Linked DNA regions of Homo sapiens: region 1 is linked to region 2. The links are chromatin loops, found by intact Hi-C in ENCODE. Cell type or tissue: ascending aorta. All regions are shown on one strand. Each heading gives the region's core, and the rest is flanking DNA. Links, peaks and the distances in the headings are about the cores only. Region 1 holds the start of TTLL3 (tubulin tyrosine ligase like 3). Region 2 overlaps CPNE9 (copine family member 9).

Region 1 (5,374 bases), core at 82-5,081, 93 kb after region 2:
GCTACAGGGGCCATTGGGTGCCCTCCCAGTTGAGAGGGGCCGCTGTTTCGCCTTGTCCGTCAGTGCCAGTGCCTGTGCCAGAGGTGGCGAGGTGAGTCCTCCAGAGCTTCCTGGCCGGGCCCTCCTCCTGCCTGTTCTGGCTCCTCTGCTCCCACGCTAGCTGTCCCTTTTCTGATTCTGGTGGATCCTCCCTCCCCTAATTAAAGTCTCTTTTTGCCCCTTTGGGGCTGCATGAGGTCTATGCTGTGTGTGTGTGTGAAAGGAGGGGAGGTGGGGCTTCTTTTCCCTGAGACCAGATGGCTGGTAATTGTGCCTGGAGCTCCCCACTGGGTGCAGTCTCATGATTGGTCCTGCCATTATTCCTGCCAGGGGTCCCAACCCAGAGACTCCATTCATTGCAGTCCAGGCACCATTAATTTCTGAAACTGCTCTGTCTGCCTATACAGAGCTTTGGTGCTTTTCACATAAGGAACTTACTTGGGCTAAAAAGTAACCTCAGAGAAACAGTGCTCCCATTTGGTGGATAAGGAAACTGAGGTTCCAAACATGAGATGTAATAGCTTGCCCCAAATCTAGCCAGTGAGCAAGAGAGTAGACTTTTGCCTGTGCCAAAACAGTAATCACCATCCACAAGTGGCTATTTAAATTTTAATTATTACAATTAAATAAAGTTTAAAATCCAGTTCCCCAGTCCCACTGGCAACTTAACAGCTACCAGTGACTGTACCATATATAACAGCATATATAGACATACAGCATATACAACACATACATAGAGATTCCCATCATTGCAGAAAGTTCCATTGGATAGTACTAGACCTTAGTAACACCTTGAAGTAAAAAGACAAAAGACCCTTGTGTTTGAGTCCTGATTCTTCTTGCCAGATTTGGCTAAGTTACTTCTATTTTGTGTCTCAGTTTCTTAGTCTATGAAGTGGAGATAATGAATATAAACAATCTGATACGGTCGCTGCTACACAGGTACTGACTGAACTATATTTTTTCCACCAGCCCAGTGGCTGGGCTGTTGAATAATTTCCAGTGTTCATGATGTTTATCCTTGCCTTGAGGCTTGGAGGTCCAGGAAAAGGGCTGGGTGTGTAAAAGGTTCACTGAAGTGTTTCATATTTAATATTGGAAGTCTGGGGGCCAAGGGGTAAATATAGGAGTGGGTGTCAGGGTAAGCTTCAAGAAGGGTGAACCTTTGAGCTGAGCTTTCAAAAGGGATTCCTCCAGATGGCCAGAGGGGTTTCTTCTGATGGGGTGGACAAGGTGATGTTAAAGGGAGGAGGGGGTAAGGGCAACTTGGAACAGCTATTGCCCCCCTCCTCCCCCCCCCTTTTTTTTTTTCATTTTTGAGACAGGGTCTCGCTTTGTTACCCAGGCTGGAGTGCAGTGGCGCAAGCATGGCTCACTGCAGCCTCAGCTTCCCCAGGCTCAAGTGATTCTCCCACCTCAGCTTCCTGAGTAGCTGGGACCACAGGCCTGTGCCACCACGCCCAGCTAATTTTTTTGTTTTTGGTTTTTGTTTTTTTTTAGGTCTCACTATGTTGCCTCGGCTGCCTTGGGTGATCCCCCCGCCTCAGCCTCCCAAAGTGCTATCATCTCCTTTATGACATTACCTCTGTGACCTACCTCGCCACCCCTCTGAATTAGGTGTTCCCTCCTCCAGGGCACATGGCTATGTTCTAGCTTTGCAGTGAATGTTAAAGGTGCTCACAGTGAAACTGGGTGACTAATAGGATATAGCAGCTGGTCACTCAACAACCCTCACAGGACAGCATTGCCTGGGTGAGCCAGCCACAAACCTCATTTGTCATGTATCTCTCTCCCAGGGTCCAAATTCCCTAAATCACCTTTCCTGGGGGGCATGCTTTTCGGGAAGTCCAGCCATCAGCTAAAGGGGAGTTGGGGTCAGCTGGACAGGAAGGTGGGGGATCCACCTTCACTCTTAAGAGCACATCTACCCAGTGACTGACAAAGCTGGGCTCTTACCAGGACACTCTTCGACTCTGCCTGCGGGGGCACTGCTAGAGTTTGCCTCTCAAACTGTCCCTGTGTGGTCCTTCTGTGACTGGCAGGCAACCTGAGTGATAACAGGTGTTTAAGAGACAGGCTTTGGAGTCAGACCTGGGTTCCAGTGCTGCCTCTGCTCTGTGATTTGAGGCAAATTGTTTAACATCTTGGAGCCTTACCTCCCCTGTGACTTTTGAGGATAATATTTTGCCAGTGCTTCCAAAAAGGTTGCTTACAGTCTTAGCCTGGGGGCCAGGCATAACTGTTGTGAACTATTACATTTCTTTCGCAGTTGACTCAAATGATTGTTTTTCCATTTCCAGTTTCTGGGGAGGGTGTGCTCTGCACCTTCTTGTTACCCCCATATGCTGCCCTCGCTAAGGACCTTACCCTAGGCCCATCTGCCAGGCCCAGCAGGTCTGATCTGGCCTCACCAGGCTCCAGCCACCCTGGCTGTCTTGTAGTTCGCACAGAGGTTCTTACCCTTCTCAGGGCTGTTGCTGGGACTGTCCCTTCCCTGAAGTGCAGTTCCTCCCCTTTCCCTGGTGACTCCTGACTCCTGGCATTTACACCTTCAGCTTAAATGCGCCACTTTATCTAAAATGCGCCCCCTTCCTGGTTTCACCTCTGCTTGTTCATTGCCCTTATTATACCTGTAAACTATTCTCTTCCTTTGTTACTTGCTTTTTATTCCCCTCACACTGGGCTTTTAGTAAGCTCCATGAGGTCAGGGGCCATTTGTTAGCGCCTATAAATACTGTGGAATCACTCAAACCCTAGGGCCGGTGGCACCAGGAAGTACTGGATAAGGAACCGCAACACTAACTAACTGGGGCTCAGTGCTCTCTTCCGCCTTCAGTGCCCTGCTCATCAAGGGTCTGGGTGAGGCCCCAGGTCATAAGGAAGCCCTCGCTCGACTGCCCCGGGGCCCATCGCAGCCCCCAACCAGCCCCGAGCGGTCTGATGGTGCCCAGGGAATGGTTTCCAAGGCAATAGCAAACGGGGCGGGGCTTGGAACGGAGGACAAGGCTCGAGCCTAGGCAGGAACTTCCCGGGAGAGGAGGCGGCGACGCGGAGGGGCGCGGGATCAGGGGCCCTGGGAGGGCGAGCGCGGCGAGGGGCGCATGCAGGGCCCCGACGCGCCACTGCTCCTGAGCGCGAGGGAGCTGGGGCCCGGGCGCCGGGGCTCGGCCTCCTGGTACCGCCAGGAGGGCGGCGCGGTGTGCAACTGGCTGCGGAAGCCGCAGCCGCTCGAGCCACGCACCAGTTTCCCCTCGGCGCGCCGCTCCGAGTTCCGTCCACCCAGGAGGCTGCCATGGGCCGGCCCTGCCTCCGCCCAGTCCGAGGAGGGTCACGCAGGCGGCAGATGCCAGGCGGGCAGCCCCGCCCCTGCGCGCCGCCTCAGCGGCGCCTTCAAGACGCTGGTCCCAGGCACCCACGCCCAGGGCGCCTCGGATACCCACCCCCTCGGCCCCCCGCACACCCCGGTCCTCGACCCCTCTCCGCAGGATGGTGAGGCCCGTGCGGCCCGCTCGCTCTGGCCTACAGCGGCTGCGAGGACGACAAGACGCTGGGGTGGAGGGACTGGGGGTCGGGAGAAGAGCGGCTGAGGGTGGGCATCTGGATGAAGGCAGGAGGAAGAAAAGAGGCGTGGCTATGGGCGGCCAGAAAAGATCCTAGGCCGAGACCCTAGGCCCAGCCTCAGTGTACCCCGCCCCTATTCCGCATCTTTCTGCAGGTTTCCCGGTCCTCTGGCGAGGATCCTCCAAGGCGTCTCACATGAACCGGCTCAGAAACGCCAAAATCTACGTGGAGAGAGCTGTCAAGGTCAGAGGAGGGGCAGGGGCGCTTAGAAAGGGCCCTGGGAGCGGCTCAGCCTGTCTCCCTGCGCTGTTTTCTTATATCCTTAAAAAACAAAAGCAAAAGAAAAAACAATAGCAAAAATCCTCAACCACCACACCCATCTTCAACTACCTCCCCGTTTACCCCTTCAGCACCAAACTTCTGGGCTCCCTCCACTCTGGTTCCCTGCGATGTCCCACTCTAATCAAGGTGCCTGGTGAGTTCCAGGGAGCCAAACCCAGCAGTGCCTTTCGGTCTTGATCTCGGTTGGGCACCCTGTATCTTTCGACACCGCTGCCCCACACACCCTTCCTCTTGGCTGTCTGACTGCACGCTCCTAGTTTTCCTTTCTCCCTCTTTGGCTGCTGCTTTTCAGCGGCCTTTAAAGGTTCCTCAGCCATTAGTGGCCCCCTGGCCCCTTCCCCAGGTCTGTCTCCTTTGGCTGTGTCCTTGGCTGAGTCCAGTCAGTGTGCTGCACCCTCTCCGTGCCCCTTCCAGCCCAGCCTCGAACTCCACATCCCGTAGATCTAGCCCCTACCTGTCATCTACACCCAGAAAACTTAACAAGCATTTCAAATTCATGTCCCAAACCAGACTTTGATCTTCCTGCCCAAACCTGTCGTCCTCCCCAGTCTCCAGTCTTTCCCATCTCTCAGTTCCTCACGCCAGAAATCTCATCTTTCTGTTTCTTCACCCACAGGTCTAATTCCATCAGCAAAACCACTTGTCATCTCCACCTCCAAAACGATTCTCAACTCTAGCACCTTCTCCCGTCTGTGTTGTAACCACCTTCATTTTAGTAATTGTGATTTCTCTCCTAGGCAAACTATGACAGCCTCCTAGCTGGTCTACCTCCATCCTGTCCCCTCATCTTTTTGTAATACAGCAGCAAGCCAAGCTTAGAAAGATTCCCTCAGTTAGCCTTTTTTGCTCATGACACTCTTAGTATGAAATCCAAGTCCGTTCCAAGGCCTGCAGGGCCTTCCACAGTCTGGCCACTGCCTACCTCCTCTGGGGCTTTCCCCATCATTTTCCATGTTCCACTCACTCTGGTCTCCCTTCAGTTCCTTCTGACCTCTCTCCAGCCTCAAGGCCTTTGCACATGCATTCCCCTCTGCCTGAACCGCCATTTCCCAGCTCTGTACATTCATGGCTTCCTTTCAACCTTCCCTGACCATGTATTTCTAAGTAGTTTCTCTGGATCCCATTAAGTATGCAGTTTCTGGAGCCAAACTGCCAGGATGTAAATCCCTGCTCTTTTGCTTAACCACTATGGGGCCTCAGGCACCCTGCTTAATTTCTCTATGCCTCTGTTTCATAGCCCGTAAAATGGAGATAACAGTATCTAATAAAAATGCATAGTATTGGCCAGACGCGGTGGCTTACACCTGTAATCCCAGCATTTTGGGAGGCCAAGTCAGGAGGATCACTTGAGGCCAGGAGTTGGAGACCAGCCTGGCCAACACAGTGAAGCCCAGTCTCTACCAAAAAATATAAAAATTATTTGGGCACCAGA
Region 2 (5,374 bases), core at 172-5,171:
TGATGGATGGGTATAAATTAGATGGATAGGCCAACCAAATGAATGAGTAAATGGGTAGTATAAAGACAGATGGTAGGGGCCGGGCGCGGTGGCTCACACATGTAATCCCAGCACTTTGGGAGGCCGAGACGGGCAGATCACGAGGTCAGGAGATCGAGACCATCCTGGCTAACACGGTGAAACCCCATCTCTACTAAAAATACAAAAAAAATTAGCCGGGCGTGGTGGTGGGCGCCTGTAGTTCCAGCTACTCAGGAGGCTGAGGCAGGAGAATGGCATGAACCTGGGAAGTGGAGCTTACAGTGAGCCGAGATCACGCCACTGCACTCCAGCCTGGGCGACAGAGCAAGACTCCGTCTCAATAAATAAATAAATAAATAAATAATAAAGATAGGTGGTAGGTGGAAGGGTGGAAGAATGGATGGGCACATAGATGAGTAGATGAATGGTTATGCTGATGAATGGATAACCAGATGGATAGATGTTATATAGTTGGTAGACAGACAGACAGATGGATGCTTGCATGCCTCAGTGAGTCAGTGAATGGCTAGATGTATAGTTAGGTGGCTAAAGAGATGAACTGATAGGTAATTGGACTGGCAAATATATGGGTAAATAGGTAGCTAGATGGATAGACGGATGGTTGGATGGGCTGATATACTGATAGGTAGACATATGGAATGATTTAGGCATGACAGTTAAGAACAAAGTCTTTGGAATCAGGATGCCTGGGTTTAAATCTCAGTTCAGTCATTTACTAGCTATGAGATCTTAGCCAAATTACTTTTTTTTTTTTGTATCTCAATTTCCTTATCCCAAAATAATAATAATAGTAATTACTTTATATAGGGTGATTGTTAAGTTAAATGAGACAATCTGTGAATGTGCTGAGAAAAATGCCTGGAATACAATAAGGCTCAAAGTGGTAAAAAAAAAAAAAAAAAAAAAAAAAAAAACCAACCAAACAAACAAAAAAAGTATTAGTGGTACTAACCAGAGTAGTATTAATAGGGGTAGGTGGTTGGGTACAGGCACAGACTGATGAATGAATAGACAGGATGGGAGGCAGGTTGAAAGATGAACAACTTAATGGGAAGACAGATGGGTGGATGGGGAGATGATATGTGTGTGGTTAAGTGTATGAGGGTGTCTCTGGGATTTATCATACACACCTAGGGTATGTTTATCTCCTACATTTCAGAACGGTGAAGATTGATGTGTACGACTGGGACCGGGATGGAAGGTAGAACTGCCCCACATGGTCCCTTCTCCTGTACTTGACCCAAGCAGTTCTCAATAATATGTTGTACATTCACTGAGAACCCCAAAGTAGCTTTAGGAGCCAGGAAAGGTGATGATAAACACCAGTGTCTTGGGTACAACTGATCCCCCCAATTGTCTCTCTGGACACTGTCTCTTCCCGTTTTTCCCCTATGTTTGGCCTCCCTTATGGCCCCAGCACTAGGCTGCCCTGCAGCCTAAGTAGGGGCTTAGGATAGGAGGAATAAAAGACTGGGTTCAGCTCTGGTTCCAAACCAGCAGCACCTGCTGCTTAGCCACGCCCACCTCATTGCAGCCACGATTTCATTGGTGAGTTCACCACCAGCTACCGGGAGCTGAGCAAGGCCCAGAACCAGTTCACAGTATATGAGGTGAGCATTCCAGCCCTGCCCAGGTCACCCAGGCCCTCCATCCCAGTGTGCTCAGTCTGGACCTCCCTTCCTTTGTTTCTCATCATCACTGTTACCTCCTCCCCTTAGGTTCTTAACCCTCGGAAGAAATGTAAGAAGAAGAAATATGTCAACTCAGGAACTGTGAGTGCTCCCTAGAGCCGTGGCCCTCCCTGGATCCTTCCGTGTCTGTCCCCATTGACACAGCATGGCAAATATCGAGGGCAGGGCAAGACAGTGGGCACAGATTACTTGGAATAGTAATATTGGGCACAAGGAGCACCACTTAAGTTTTTCTTTGTTTTTTTTCTCACTCAGGAAATTTTTCTGACTTCACTCTTTTGCAGAATAAAAGAAAAAAACCTAAGTTGTATTTCCCAATTTAATATACTTTTGGAAATCCAACGATGTTTCTGACAGCTTCCCCTTTTCCCCTGTCAGAAGTTGAACAGGGTGGGACTGACTGGGGGAGCGGGTGGAATCATGTGCCTCCCATCACGTGCCTCTTTCCAAGCCCCTATGGGCCTCACTTCCTTCTGCCACCCCAACTGCCTTTTCCAAAGTGCCAGGGCTGCCTATTCTGTCCCACAGGTGACGCTGCTCTCCTTCTCTGTGGACTCTGAATTCACTTTTGTTGATTACATCAAGGGAGGGTGAGTCACAGGCCAAGCTCTGGGCTGAAAGCCCGGCAATAAATTACTCCCAGTTCTGAGCCCCAGGTTTCTTATTTATGAATGGTCAGGGCCCAGTGAGACCATGGAGATAAACTTTAAAACACTTGGCCAACTATAAAGTGCTCTGTAAAATGCAAAATACTGCTCTTCTTAGTTCCCTTCATGGGGCTGCTTTTCATTCTTAGCTTTCGACTCCTCCTGGGAAGATGGCTCCCAGACCAGTGGTCTTCACTGGTGGCCCCAGTAACCTAATTGGGGCACAAATAAAGTTATAGTCAGGCAAGAGGGAGAGGTAGAAGAGAGGGCACAACCAAGCAGACTATAGGGGACATTCTGTTTGGTTTGGTGGAGGCAGGCAGACCTGGGAAAGGTAACTTTGCTTCTCTGAACTTCACTTTTCTCCTATGTAAAATGAGGATTTTTTTTTTTTTGAGATGGCGTTTCACTCTTGTTGCCCAGGCTGAAGTGCAATGGTGCGATCTTGGCTCACTGCAACCTCCGCCTCCCAGGTTCAAGCAATTCTCCTGCCTCAGCCTCCCAAGTAGCTGGGATTACAGGCATGCGCCACCACGCCCGGCTAATTTTTTGTATTTTTAGTAGAGATGCGGTTTCCCCATGTTGGTCAGGCTGGTCTCAAACTCCCGACCTCAGGTGATCCACCCTCCTCAGCCTCCCAAAGTGCTGATTACAGGCGTGAGCCACGGCGCCCAGCCAAATGGGGATATTAATCACTACTTCAGGGCTATAGTAAGGGTTAAATTAAATGACATATAATACACCTGCCACACAGTAGGCATTTAATTCTGTTACCTAAAGTGTAGTCCATGAGCCAGCAGCATCAGCATTACTTGGGAGTTTGTTAGGCTCTACCCAGACCATCTGGATCAGAATCTGCATTTTAACATGAGCCCCACGTGATCCATATGCACATTACTGTTTGAGAAATAGTGATGTAATAATCATTAGTTCCTCACTTCTCAATTCATCTGCTTCCCCAACAGGACACAGCTGAACTTCACAGTAGCCATTGACTTCACGGCTTCCAATGGTGAGACACGGATGAGTGAAAAAGTCGGAGGTGGGAAGGCACTTCTAAGGGAGTCATTAGGAGTTGGCCTGGATTCCTACCTAGAGATAAGAGTTTACCTACCCAAGAAGCCCAAACTTAGGCAAAACCCAGCCAGGAAAATAGAGTGCAGAAAAATAGATGGGTAGATGGATCATAGAGGGTTGAAAGGATATATAGCTCAACAGGTGGATGAGTAGGCTGATGGATGAGAGAGAAAGGGGGTATAAGGAGAGATGGAGAGGTGAACAGGTGGTGAGTCATGAATGGATGCATAGATCCATGAACAAATGGAGTGGGTACATGGGTTGGTGAGTATAATAGGTTAGACAAGTAGATGCATCGATGGGTATGTGGGTGGACAAATGGACTAAAGTTTAAGTTGGGGAAATAACAAGTAATTAGGGGAAATGCATGAGTGGATAGATCCATATGAGAATAGACAAGGGAATGAATGGAATGGAGAGGGCTGGCTAGCCGGATGGATAAAATAATACTGTTGTATAGATGGGTGGAAAATGAAGAAAAATGGCAAGTAGACAAGTGGGTGGATGGATGGATGGATGGATGGACTGATGGATGGATGAGTGGGTAAGTGGATAGCTGCATAAGAGAATGGAGAGATTGGTGGATAAAGATGTATAAGTAGACTGAAAGATAGATGTATGGCTAGGTAGATGGGTGGATGGATGTGTGGGTAGGTAGGTAAATGGATGAATAGATATAGGGATGGGTGGGTGGATAGATGGATAAATGAACAAATGGATGATTGGGTAAAATAAGGAGGGAGGACATGGGTAGAGGGCAGATAAATGGATATAGGTGGATGAATGCACACAAAGATAAGCAGGTGAACAGATGGATGATCCAGATGATCATGAGGCTGGGGTTCCTGTGTCCCTACAGGGAATCCTCTGCAGCCTACCTCCCTGCACTACATGAGTCCCTACCAGCTCAGCGCCTATGCCATGGCCCTCAAGGCAGTGGGAGAGATCATCCAGGACTATGACAGTGATAAGCTCTTCCCAGCTTATGGCTTTGGGGCCAAGCTGCCCCCAGAGGGACGGATCTCCCACCAGTTCCCCCTGGTATGGTATTGGCCAGAGCTTACCCTCCGTGCCCTGGCATCTGGTTCACCCAAGTTGATGATTTTGTTCTGTTTACATTACTTCAAAGGGCATGTAGAGGAACAGGAAGCTATGAGAGGATAGCAGAGCAGGGAGGGGAGCAGGGCTGGGTTTGGAGGGGAGCATGAAAGGGACTGATGGAAAAAGGAAGGAGTGAGCTGGAATCAGAGCACTCCTGCATGTACCCTGCATGGGCTCAGCCTGGCAGGGCATATTCTTTGACAGAACAACAATGATGAGGACCCCAACTGTGCGGGCATCGAGGGTGTGCTGGAGAGCTATTTCCAGAGCCTGCGCACAGTGCAGCTCTATGGGCCCACCTACTTTGCTCCTGTCATCAACCAAGTGGCCAGGTAAGGGAACTGGGTGGAAGCTGGGGGAAATGAGGGGACCCACATAAGGGATTGACCCCCCAAGGATAGTCAGGAGCACTCTAAGTAATTTAGGATGATTTGAAGTAAACAGGAGAGGCCAGGCATGGTGGCTCATACCTGTAATCCCAACACTTTGGGAGACTGAGGCAGGAGGATCACTTGAGCCTAGGAGTTCAAGACCAACTTAGGCAATTTAGTGAGACCCCATCTCTTTTTTTTTTTTTTTTTTTTTGAGACAGAGTCTTGCTCTGTTGCCATGCTGGAGTGCAGTGGCATGGTCTCGGCTCACTGCAACCTCCGCCTCCCAGATTCAAGCAATTCTCCTGCCTCAGCCTCCCAAATAGCAGGGATTACTGGCGCATGCCACCACACTTGGCTCGTTTTTGTGTTTTTAGTAGAGACGGGGTTTCACCATGTTGGCCAGGCTGGTCTTGAACTCCCAACCTCAAGTGATCCACCTGCC

The links. A loop is a pair of places that touch in the nucleus more often than their neighbours do. Peaks named below come from ENCODE experiments on the same cell type or tissue, not always from the same donor. Only the 100,000 strongest peaks of a DNase experiment are listed, where the experiment ranks them.
Region 1: it touches region 2 in a loop (9-fold over the local background); 9 of 110 quality-filtered maps call a loop at or near these places.

Annotation. Positions count from the first base shown.
Region 1 is chr3:9,806,867-9,812,240 of GRCh38, forward strand. The region is part of intron 4 of ARPC4-TTLL3 (ARPC4-TTLL3 readthrough); the gene reads left to right. ARPC4 (actin related protein 2/3 complex subunit 4) reads left to right here. Exons shown (of 6, transcript NM_005718.5): 6 at 1-235. It overlaps TTLL3 (tubulin tyrosine ligase like 3), which reads left to right and starts at 3,396. Exons shown (of 14, transcript NM_001387446.1): 1 at 3,396-3,528; 2 at 3,755-3,843. The coding sequence starts at 3,796. RefSeq lists an enhancer at 2,468-2,617 and a silencer at 3,098-3,577. In ascending aorta, for the core only: no CTCF peak of the experiment used is centred there; DNase peaks (open chromatin) are centred at 3,015, 3,375 and 3,743; H3K4me3 peaks cover 2,344 bases; H3K27ac peaks cover 2,942 bases.
Region 2 is chr3:9,713,713-9,719,086 of GRCh38, forward strand. CPNE9 (copine family member 9) reads left to right here. Exons shown (of 21, transcript NM_153635.3): 11 at 1,202-1,243; 12 at 1,577-1,652; 13 at 1,761-1,814; 14 at 2,262-2,323; 15 at 3,346-3,392; 16 at 4,317-4,498; 17 at 4,763-4,890. Among named protein-coding and RNA genes, the nearest start is that of CPNE9, 13 kb to the left of the region's middle. RefSeq lists a silencer at 2,074-2,203. In ascending aorta, for the core only: a CTCF peak has its summit at 2,248; a DNase peak (open chromatin) is centred at 2,269; H3K27ac peaks cover 2,017 bases.